Linked DNA regions of Homo sapiens: region 1 is linked to region 2. A link is a contact called in ENCODE Hi-C data. All regions are on one chromosome and are shown on one strand. The core of a region is the stretch at or near the end of the contact, and the rest is flanking DNA. Distances in the headings are between cores, read along the strand shown. Region 1 holds the start of KRTAP4-16 (keratin associated protein 4-16). Region 2 overlaps LINC00974 (long intergenic non-protein coding RNA 974).

Evidence for each region. Hi-C counts contacts between places; a loop is a spot of excess contacts on that map. Pooled maps may share reads with other maps.
Region 1: a map of naive thymus-derived CD4-positive, alpha-beta T cell shows a loop between it and region 2 (15-fold over the local background). The contact joins the promoter of KRTAP4-16 here to the enhancer-like site in region 2. A Hi-C loop is called at or near these places in 1 of 168 maps with a recorded cell type or tissue (naive thymus-derived CD4-positive, alpha-beta T cell) and 5 of 50 pooled maps.

The regions. Positions count from the first base shown.
Region 1 is chr17:41,099,933-41,104,516 of GRCh38, reverse strand. KRTAP4-16 (keratin associated protein 4-16) reads left to right here and starts at 2,308. Exons shown (of 1, transcript NM_001396067.1): 1 at 2,308-3,015. The coding sequence starts at 2,308. The coding sequence ends at 3,015.
Region 2 is chr17:41,547,585-41,552,403 of GRCh38, reverse strand. It overlaps LINC00974 (long intergenic non-protein coding RNA 974), which reads left to right. Exons shown (of 3, transcript NR_038442.1): 2 at 1-531; 3 at 1,539-2,798. Among named protein-coding and RNA genes, the nearest start is that of LINC00974, 4.5 kb to the left of the region's middle. RefSeq lists enhancers at 1-89, 3,042-3,091, 2,631-3,244 and a cis regulatory region at 4,122-4,482. Within about 2 kb of position 3,428, at least 29 of the 41 ENCODE cell types and tissues checked have a DNase peak (open chromatin) inside an H3K27ac peak, as active enhancers do.

The sequences.
Region 1 (4,584 bases), core at 1,059-3,558, 450 kb after region 2:
CATTTTCCTGCAGGTACTTGTATAAGACACATGCATAAGAAACAGAATTTGGCAAAAATGAAAAGAATTACAATTATGTTCATTAAACAACTAAAATAAAAATGTATAGTATGTGGATAATTTCCACACACCCTCAGTGTATATATATATTACTTGTGAAGTATTGACTATGTACCAGACATTGTGCTAAATATCTTTTTCATTTTCACTCTTTAATACAACCTTAAAAAGTAGGTACATTCTTATTACTCTTTTAGCAGAATACTCAAAAGAAGCATTAAAAAGCTAAAACAAACAAACAAAATACTTGTCCAAGATTAAAGAGAAAGTAAGCCTAATATGTCTTAGTGTAGCCAAGAAAGCGATAAAGAATACAATTTGCTAAGCTTGCTGAGACTGCTTCATCTTCTTGGAATGTTTCATCTTTTTTTGTCCACTCTGCAAACTCCTACTCATGTGTCAAAACCCAGTTAAAATATTTCCTTCTCAATAATATATTTCCTAATAAGCTACCCCATTCATCTATTATTATTTCCTGTCTTGTGCTCATAATTTGATACATTCTACTGTATCATAGACATTTACTTCTTTCATTCCCCCATATACAGTGCAAATACCCTGAATGCATGGGCTATGATGTTTCTTTTTGTTACCATGATACTCAGGACAGAGAACACTGGTGATAAATGTTTCTTGAGTGAATGAAGGCTTTTTGATGACATAGAAGCATGTAAGGTCCTTTAAAAGTGTATATATCTTTTGACTTCTGGATAAAAGAGAGGAAAACATTCCAAACAAGGGGATCAGAGTTTCATTTCAGGAAAACTACACTTATTTCTATGGTAAGTAACATGTCCCCTGATAAATAACATATGTGGAAAGTTGTGGAAGTTAGGATTCTGTTTATAGAATGAGACTTGGTTATAGATAACCAGGAATACCGTGTCTTCCCACTGTGGAAGGAAAAAGAGAGGGTGAGACAGAGAAAGAGGGAGTCAAACTCATCCTTTTATAAGGAACCCTCTTTTGTGATAACAGCATTAATCCACTCATGAGGGTGGTGTCACCATGACCCAAACATCTCCTGTTAGGCCCAACCTCCCAACACTGCGGCATTGAGGATCAAGTTTCCAACACATGAACTTTGAGGGACACATTCAAACCATTGCATTCCACCCTTGGTCCCCCAAATCCATGTCCTTCTCGTACACAAAATATATTCATTTTATTCCAATAGTCCCAAAGTATTAACTTGTTCCAGCACCAACTTAAAAGTCAAAATGTAAATCTAAGAGTCTCATGTGACTCTGATATGAATAAGACTCAACACAGGACTTATCCTGAGGCAAATTCTCCTCCATATGTGAACCTATTAAAGAAGTTATCTAGTTCCAAAATCCAATGGTGGGAGAGGCATAGGATAGACAGGCCCATTCCAAAAGGCAGCAACAGGAAAGAAAAAAGGGTAACTGGCCCCAGGTGAGTCCAACAGGGAAGACAGCATTAAATCTTAAGACTGGAGAATAAACTTCGACTCCATGTGCTGTCTCCTGGATGTGCCCGACATGGGGAAGGGCTGCCTGGGGCCTTGGTGTTAGGCCCCAAATGCCCTCAGATAGCCCTGCCCCATGGCTTTGCTGGGCTCAGCCCATACAGCAGCTATCTGATTGGAGTCTCTGCTGCAGCTCTCTCAGGCTAGTATTGCAGGCTGATAGTTCTACAGTTCTAGGGTCTCAGTGGCTGCTCTGACCCCCCGTTTTCCTGAGCATGGCCCTAGGAGGACCTCTCTGCTGTGGCTACACCCCTAAGGCAGGCTGTCAGAAACATCCTTTCAAACCTAGGTGGACCACCATTGCCCCACAACTCCTGCAGTCTGTGTATCTACAGTCAGTACTACATGAACACCACCAAGGCTCACAGTTTGTGGCCTCTGCAGCAGCAGCGCAAGTCTCATCTAAACCCACTTGAGCCACAACTGGAGCAGCAAAGGGGCACTGTGCTAGAATGTGGAGAGTACCAAACCCTTTCTGACCTTAAGATTCTCTCATTTGGAGCCTGTGATGGGAGGGACAGCTTCAAAGATCTTTGAAATGCCTTCAGAGCCATTCTCCCACTGATTTGATGAACAGCACCTAGCTTCCTTCTATTCATATCAATCCTTGTAACAAAGCATTACTTGGCCACAATCTTGCATGCTTTTTCATTCTTTATATGGTCAGTCTCCACATTTTCCACATCTTTATGTTCTGTTTCCCTTTTAATTATGAATTCCACCTTTAAATCATTTCTTTCCTCTTGCATTTTACTATGTGCAGTTCAAAGATGCCATGCAGCCCCAGTGCTTCCAGTCTGTGTGCTGCCAGCCCACCCAACTGCTGTCACCCCAGCTGTTGTCAGACCACCTGCTGCAGAACCACCTCCTGCTCCCACAGCTGCTCTGTGTCCAGCTGCTGCAGACCCCAGTGCTGCCATTCCGTGTGCTGCCAGCCCACCTGCTGCCGCCCCAGCTGCTGTCAGACCACCTGCTGCAGGACGACCTGCTGCCACCCCAGCTGCTGTGTGTCCAGCTGCTGCAGACCCCAGTGCTGCCATTCCGTGTGCTTCCAGCCCACCTGCTGCCACCCCAGCTGCTGCATCTCCAGCAGCTGCTGCCCCTCTTGCTGTGAATCGAGCTGCTGCTGCCCCTGCTGCTGCCTGCGTCCAGTCTGTGGTCGAGTCTCCTGCCACGTCACTTGCTATCACCCAACCTGTGTCATCTCCACCTGCCCCCACCCCTTGTGCTGTGCCTCCCCTCCCCTTCCCCTCCCCTTCCCTTCCCCACCCGTTCCCCTCCCTTTCTTCCTTTCCCTTGCCCTCCCCTCCCCTCCCCGCCCTTCCCCTCCCCTCCTCTCCCCAGTGTTAATCCCCTCCCCTTCCCCTTCCCCTTCTCTCCCTTCACTTTCCCCTCCCCTCCCCTCCCCTCCCCTCCCCTCCCCTCATTTCCCCAGTGTTAATCCCAAGAGCATGCTTCAATAAACCTCCTGCATATTGCTCTCCATCTCAGTGTCTGCTTCCTGGGGAACCCAGCCTGTCCCCCAAAACAATTTGAAATTCATGATAGCTAATTTGAGAGCTCAAATGACTGACTGAAATGTACTTTTAATATTTTAGTTCCTGAAAGAAATAAGAATGTAAACATAATAGCAGAAAACATACTTAACAGAATCTGTAGAAAAAATTATGAATTTTATATAAATCAAATTTATTATTTTCTAAGGATTTTTATATCATTTATACACAAATATATGCTCTTTAAACATTTAGACAATACAAAAGAATGCAACCAAAGGTAAGTTTCCCATCACGGTCTTTGCCAATCCCATTCAATACCTAATGTTACAAATTGAGATACATCCTCATTAAATGCATGCATAACACATGTATGTATTTATTTGAAAACTTGGCTTTCGTTGCACATCTCTTGTTCTGACATTTATTCAAACGTTATTTTATGTCCTTCAGGAAATATTAACACTTTCCTTCACATAGGCTTGGCAGATTTATTTACATATTTTTCTATTTACTCTTGAGAATTGTGAGCACATTGTTCTTTTTTAAAATTATTCTTAAAGTCCTAGGGTACATGTGCACAATGTGCAGGTTTGTTACATATGTATACATGTGCCATGTTGGTGTGCTGCACCCATTAACTCGTCATTTACATTAGGTGTTTCTCCTAATGCTATCCCTCCCTCCTCCCCCCACCCCACGACAGGCCCCAGTGTGATTTTTCTCCATTAAATTTTAGAGACAATTATTGCTAGTGTATAAAAAGTCTATAGATTAGTATAAGTTCATATTTTATCTGATCTCATGATTCATACTAATACCCAGCTGACTCTCCAGGATTTTGTAGGTGTGCAATCATGGTGGCCAAGTGCCTCCAGCCTCAGGCCTGTCCCCGGGGTTCATCCCCAGATGCCCACAGTGGGGGTCCTACCATTAACACAAACACTGTTGGGATTTTCTACCTTTTCTGTCTTACTTTCGCCATTTCCTCACTTGTGCTTCCTGGGATCATCCCCCAAATAAATTATGTGCACCCAGGTATTTTTCTCAAGGTTTGCATTGGGTAGAATTTAAGTTAAGACAACAGATGATCAACAAACATTTTTGGCTGACTGATACGAAACTGGAAATAATAGTTATTTCAATCGACAAGAGTAAAACGAGGGAGTCAGGAGGTGAAGGAGAACCAGTGCTACCATCTGGCGTTTACTTCCTTCCTGTCTTTTTACTGTGTGAATATAGGCATGCACGTTCAACACTGTATTCCTGGTTATCTATAAACAAGTCTCATTCTATAAATTGAATCTTAACTTCCACAACTTTCCACATATGTTATTTATCAGATGACATGTTACCTACCACGTAAATTAGTTTAGTCTTCCTGAAATGAAATTATGATCTCTTTGTTTGGAATGTTTTCCTCTCTTTTATCCAGAAGTCAAAAGATATATACATTTTTAAAGGACCTTACATGCCTCTATGTCATCAAAAGCCTTCCTTCACTCAACAAACATTTACCACCAGTGTTCTCTGTGC
Region 2 (4,819 bases), core at 2,179-4,678:
AAGCACCACCTGCGAAACTCCCAGCCCCACTGAGTAACCTCCAGGGCAGGGGCATGTCCCTGCTTACGAGCTCCCACCAGCCCGTCACACCCCCCCACCCACCTCAGAGGCTCCTGCCCCTGACCTGAGTGAGCTGTGTCTGAGTTGGGTCCCTCCTCCCTCCAAGGAGTGTGCTCTATGGACAACAGCCTCTATCCTCATTTGTCCCTTCCTCCTAGCGCCTCCTTCTGCACCCCTGACCCCGCTCCATGCTGTCACCTCCTCTGTATGGCAGCTGGGCCTCGTCTGTCCTGGGACGGTGGCAAGCATGTACAGAAGTCATCTTCCTTATTTCTCACTACCCCCAGCTTCCCAGATGGGAAACTGAGGCTCAGAGAAATGACATAACTCAGCTGACAAAGGATCTGAGTGGGTCTGACCCGCAAGCCCACCCTCTTCACCTCATGCTGTCTAAAACAATTACAGACACCTCCCACGAGCAGGAAAGCTCTGGAAATGTCTTCTTGGAAAGCAAGCAGCTACCCATGAACAGTGAGTCTCTGTCCCAGGTATTTCTTGTCTCTGGGCCTCAGTTTCCTCACCAGACTCCTCAGTGTGTGGAACAAATGCAGTGGCAATGAAGGAACGAGGGCACCAGGGAGGGCGGGCTCCACTGACTTTCTGAGTCATGGAAAATCCATGGTCCAAAAAGCTCTTAGCATTTTCTCTGCCCCTGGGTCTCACATCCATCTCAGGCCATGCCAGCCCCCAAGCCCCAGGGGTCCTACTGTTCTCCCTCCTCTCAGGCCAAAATGAGAACAAAGCGAGTTCCTTCCCTCCATTCCCCTCGGCATGACTAACACATGCTGGGGTTTTCCCAAAGGAACTTCTGTCAGCCCTAATGGAAAACTGCAAAATACAAAGGAAACAAAGCAAATTCAGAATCCACAGCAAATAGTCATGTTTGAGGTACAAAAAGTTGGGGCAGGGGATGCTCGTTGAGAGCATTCCCTTCATACTAGTTTTTTTTTTTTTTTTTAAATTTTAGGTGGAGTCTCGCTTTGTCACCCAGGCTAGAGTGCAGTGGTGCGATCTCAGCTCACTGCAGCCTTGACCTCCTGGTTCAAGTGATCCTCCCGTCTCAGCCTCCTGAGTAGCTGGGATTATAGGCACCCGCCACCACACCTGGCTAATTTTTTGTATTTTTAGTAGAGACGAGGTTTCACTATGTTGGCCAGGCTGATCTCGAACTCCTGACCTCAGGTGATCCACCCACCTCAGTCTCCTAAGTAGCTGGGATTACAGGCACATGCCACCACACACGGCTAATTTTTTGTATTTTTAGTAGATATGGGGTTTCACCATGTTGGCCAGGCTGGTCTGGAACATAATAGTTCTTAACTGGAACCCTATCTTGAGTTCTTTGGGCCCCTGGATTTTCCAGTGTATGTTCCCAGGGGTGTTAATTAATATAAAATAACCCCAAACAAAACTCTTGTGATCAAATCCAGTGGAAAACATGGAGATAAACAAACCAAACCTTTTTTTTTTTTTTGCAGGACTTCTCAAAGCTTTTGGCCTTGGCCTCCCAAGGTGCTGGGACTACAGGCGTGGGTCACTGCACCTGGCCAAAGCTTTTGTTTGCTTAAAGTGCTTTGTAAGTTTATAAGAGGAGGCTACAGAACCCAGAAATCACCTATGGATTTGACCACGAGATGCGCTGCTGAATTCATGGTGGGAAATGCTGATGATCTCTGATGGAGGCTGCTGGGTGGCTGCTGCCCTCACCCTGACCTGTCCTCCCCAGCTGGACGGGGGACTTCTAGGAGGGGGAGGGTCCCCACTGAAGATGGACACATGTCCTGTCAGAGTTTCTGAGAAGCTCCAGCCCTTAGGCAGAATGGGACAAGGAGAAACAGACTTGGGTCTGTACTCGGGACTGCAGAAGCCGAGCATGAGGAGTTGTGGGGACAGTGCCCCTCCTTCATCCCCACCTCCCAGCCCCCCAGTATCTCCTTCTCCCCCTGATCCTTCCCTTGATCAGGCCAGGGCCCTGTCATTGTCCCAACAAATGCCTACCGCCAGTTCATCGCACCTTGTTTTCTCTGATGTCCTCGCAATCACACACCTTGTGCCCCTGAGCTGGGTACACGATCCTTTGCAATGTGTGCTACGAGAACTGTATTGCTAATAATAAAGACAAAATTTAATGACTCCACTGGCTGAGCTTCTGGTAGGTCCCAGGCACGTTAGACAGACTATTTCATTAATTCTCACCTCGGCAATTTGAGGAAGGTCTTGCTGTCTCAGTATCCTGAGTCTTAGACAGGTTCAATGACTTGCACAAGGTCACATAGCTTTTAAGTGACAGGGCCTGGCTGCCTTGGCTCTGAAGTGAGTTCTCTTTGCAACAACCTACCCAGCTGAGCCCCTCCTTTGTTTAGAGAAGGCTTCTCCTCTGAGCTGGGAAGATCCAACTTTGACCCTCAATTCTCAGATGACAGTGGTTCAGTCAGGCAGGAACTAGCTGTACTAACATGTAAACAAGTCACTTCTGCAAGGAGAGGCAGAGGCCAGTGCTTGCGCGAGCGTGACTGATAAAGGAATGGGGCGAGGGCTGAGGACTCTCTGGCTCTACCGATTTATGATACTGAAAGTCATCAATCTTAAAGAGAGATCTGCATTCCCCAAGCTTTCTTCTCCCTGAGGGGCCTCTCCTATCTCTCGCCAATATTGTGGCTCCCCTCAGCCGCAGGGGCAATCTTTCTGGTTTTCTCTTAGGTCCAAACACGAACCAAATAAAATCCTCTTTTCCCTTCTCTTGGTTCTCTTCTCTTCCTTTCCCTTCTTGGTTACACTTTGGAATTTTCAGAGGAAAAGTTTGCCAAGTCCAAGGAAGACTTTATGGAAATGAACAAGAGCCTATAAAACCCCATGAACTATCCATGAACGATATAGCACGGTGTGAACTGTTTCCTTCACAGCTGTGGCTGCAGCGGCCCCTTGTGGCCATGTTACACGCCAGGAAATTGAGCGTCAGAGAAACCACAGTTTTAGCGCTGGGCGGGGAGCTCTCTTTCCTTAGAGAGGTGGCCTCCTCCACTCTTTTGTGGCCCAGAGAGGGGAAGACACATGCCCAGGGCCACAAAGGTAGAATGCAGGCATTTGGACTTCCAGCCCTCCTAGGGCTCTTTCTCTTGTATTGCTCTCAGCTCAACGTCCCTTTGTTGCTGTAGGGAGGCCAGGGAGCAGCCTGGAGTGTGGGGCCTGCCTTTGCCCAGACAGGCTCCCTCTGACCGTTCCTCTCACACAGCACTGAGCAGGGTCAGGGGTGCAGAGGGAGGCGGTAGGAGGGAGCCCGCCTGCAGGCAGGTTGGCGAGTCCCCTCGCGGCCCCCAGGAGGCGCTGTGAAGCCGAGTTGGCGAGGTCCTGGGCTCCTCCCGCACCGGTGGCGGAGGGAGATGTTCAGTCTGAGGACAAAGGAAGCTGCACCCCGCCTAGGGACAAAGGAAGCTGCACCCCGCCTGGGGAGCTTGCAAAGACGGGGCCTTGTGGCCGGCAGCCTGCCCTGTCCAGAGCCGAGGTTGGCTCCAAAGCGGACATCACCGCCTCTCTCCGGGCTCCGGTGGCGGGCTGCTGAGGCACCCCACAACCACCTTCCCCAGACTTCACTTTGCAGACGCTGCTTCTTCTCTCTGAGCCTCTGAATGCCCGGTGAGGTGGGCAGGGCAGGATCCCTGTTCCTGTTATGGACTGGAAAACAGTTTCACAGAGGCCGAGGGCTTGCCCGAAGTCAGCCAGCTGATGAAAGGCGGAGCCTGGCCTCAGGGCTTTGGACCGCCAAGTCAGTGCCCAAGCCCTTTCCTACACAACTCATGGCTTCCCGGAGTTTGGCTCAGGGTAGAGGGGGAGATGCTATAGAGGAAGGCAGGAGCCTTTGGAGTCAGCTCCACTACCACCTGCCATGTCATGTAACCTCCCCGAGCCTCAGTTTCCTCATCTGTAAAATGGGCAGTAACCCTTGGAAGGTTGTTGTAAGGAGTGGACATCATGGATGTCAAGAGACAGCAGAGTTGCCTGATCCAGTGTGTCAGTGTGGGGGCCATGGGGCTCTGTCCACGTGTCAGTACAGCCACCTCCTTGGAGATCCAAGCTGGGAATGTCAGAGCCTGGCTCTTCCTCGTTGAGGTGCAGTGAGCTGCCTTAGTCTGCGGTGCAGGGCGTGGGGGTGGACATGCTTTTGCTGCTGTGAGCCAGTGCAGAGATGGAGCCAAGAGAGGCCAAGTTTGGTGGAGTCAGGGACGGGGCACGTAGGAGGATGGTGGGATGAGTCACTCGCCAGCTCAGATTGTGGTGTGAAGGGGAAGGAGTGTGGAGGCCGGGCCAGGCCTGGCAGCACCAGGCACAGACCTACCAGGAAGGGAGGCAGCCCTCTGGGACCAAGGCATGGCACCCTGCCAGTCCCACTTGCCCAGCCTCTGCGCTGCCCGGAGCTCCCTAGGGGTGAGGGTGGGCAGGAGAAATGTGTCCTGGGACCTGTCAGCATGTGGGTCTGTGTGGGGAGAGACGGGGTGAGGGTCTGGCTGCTTTTTTGTCCTGCTCACAGCCTCTCCTGGTCAGTGCCAACGCCCTTCTTCCTGCCTGTGTGCTGGGGATGGGGAGTGCCCCTCCCAGCCAGCCATCATCTAAGACAGACAGACCGAAGCAGTGTTCACACATCTACCAGGCGTGTTGCACCTGGCTGTCCACGTAGATGATCAGCCACATCTGCATCCACCAGGGGCCCCACAGAATATGACGGACTCTCAGGGTTGACCGAGTGTAGAAAGGGAACTATTTC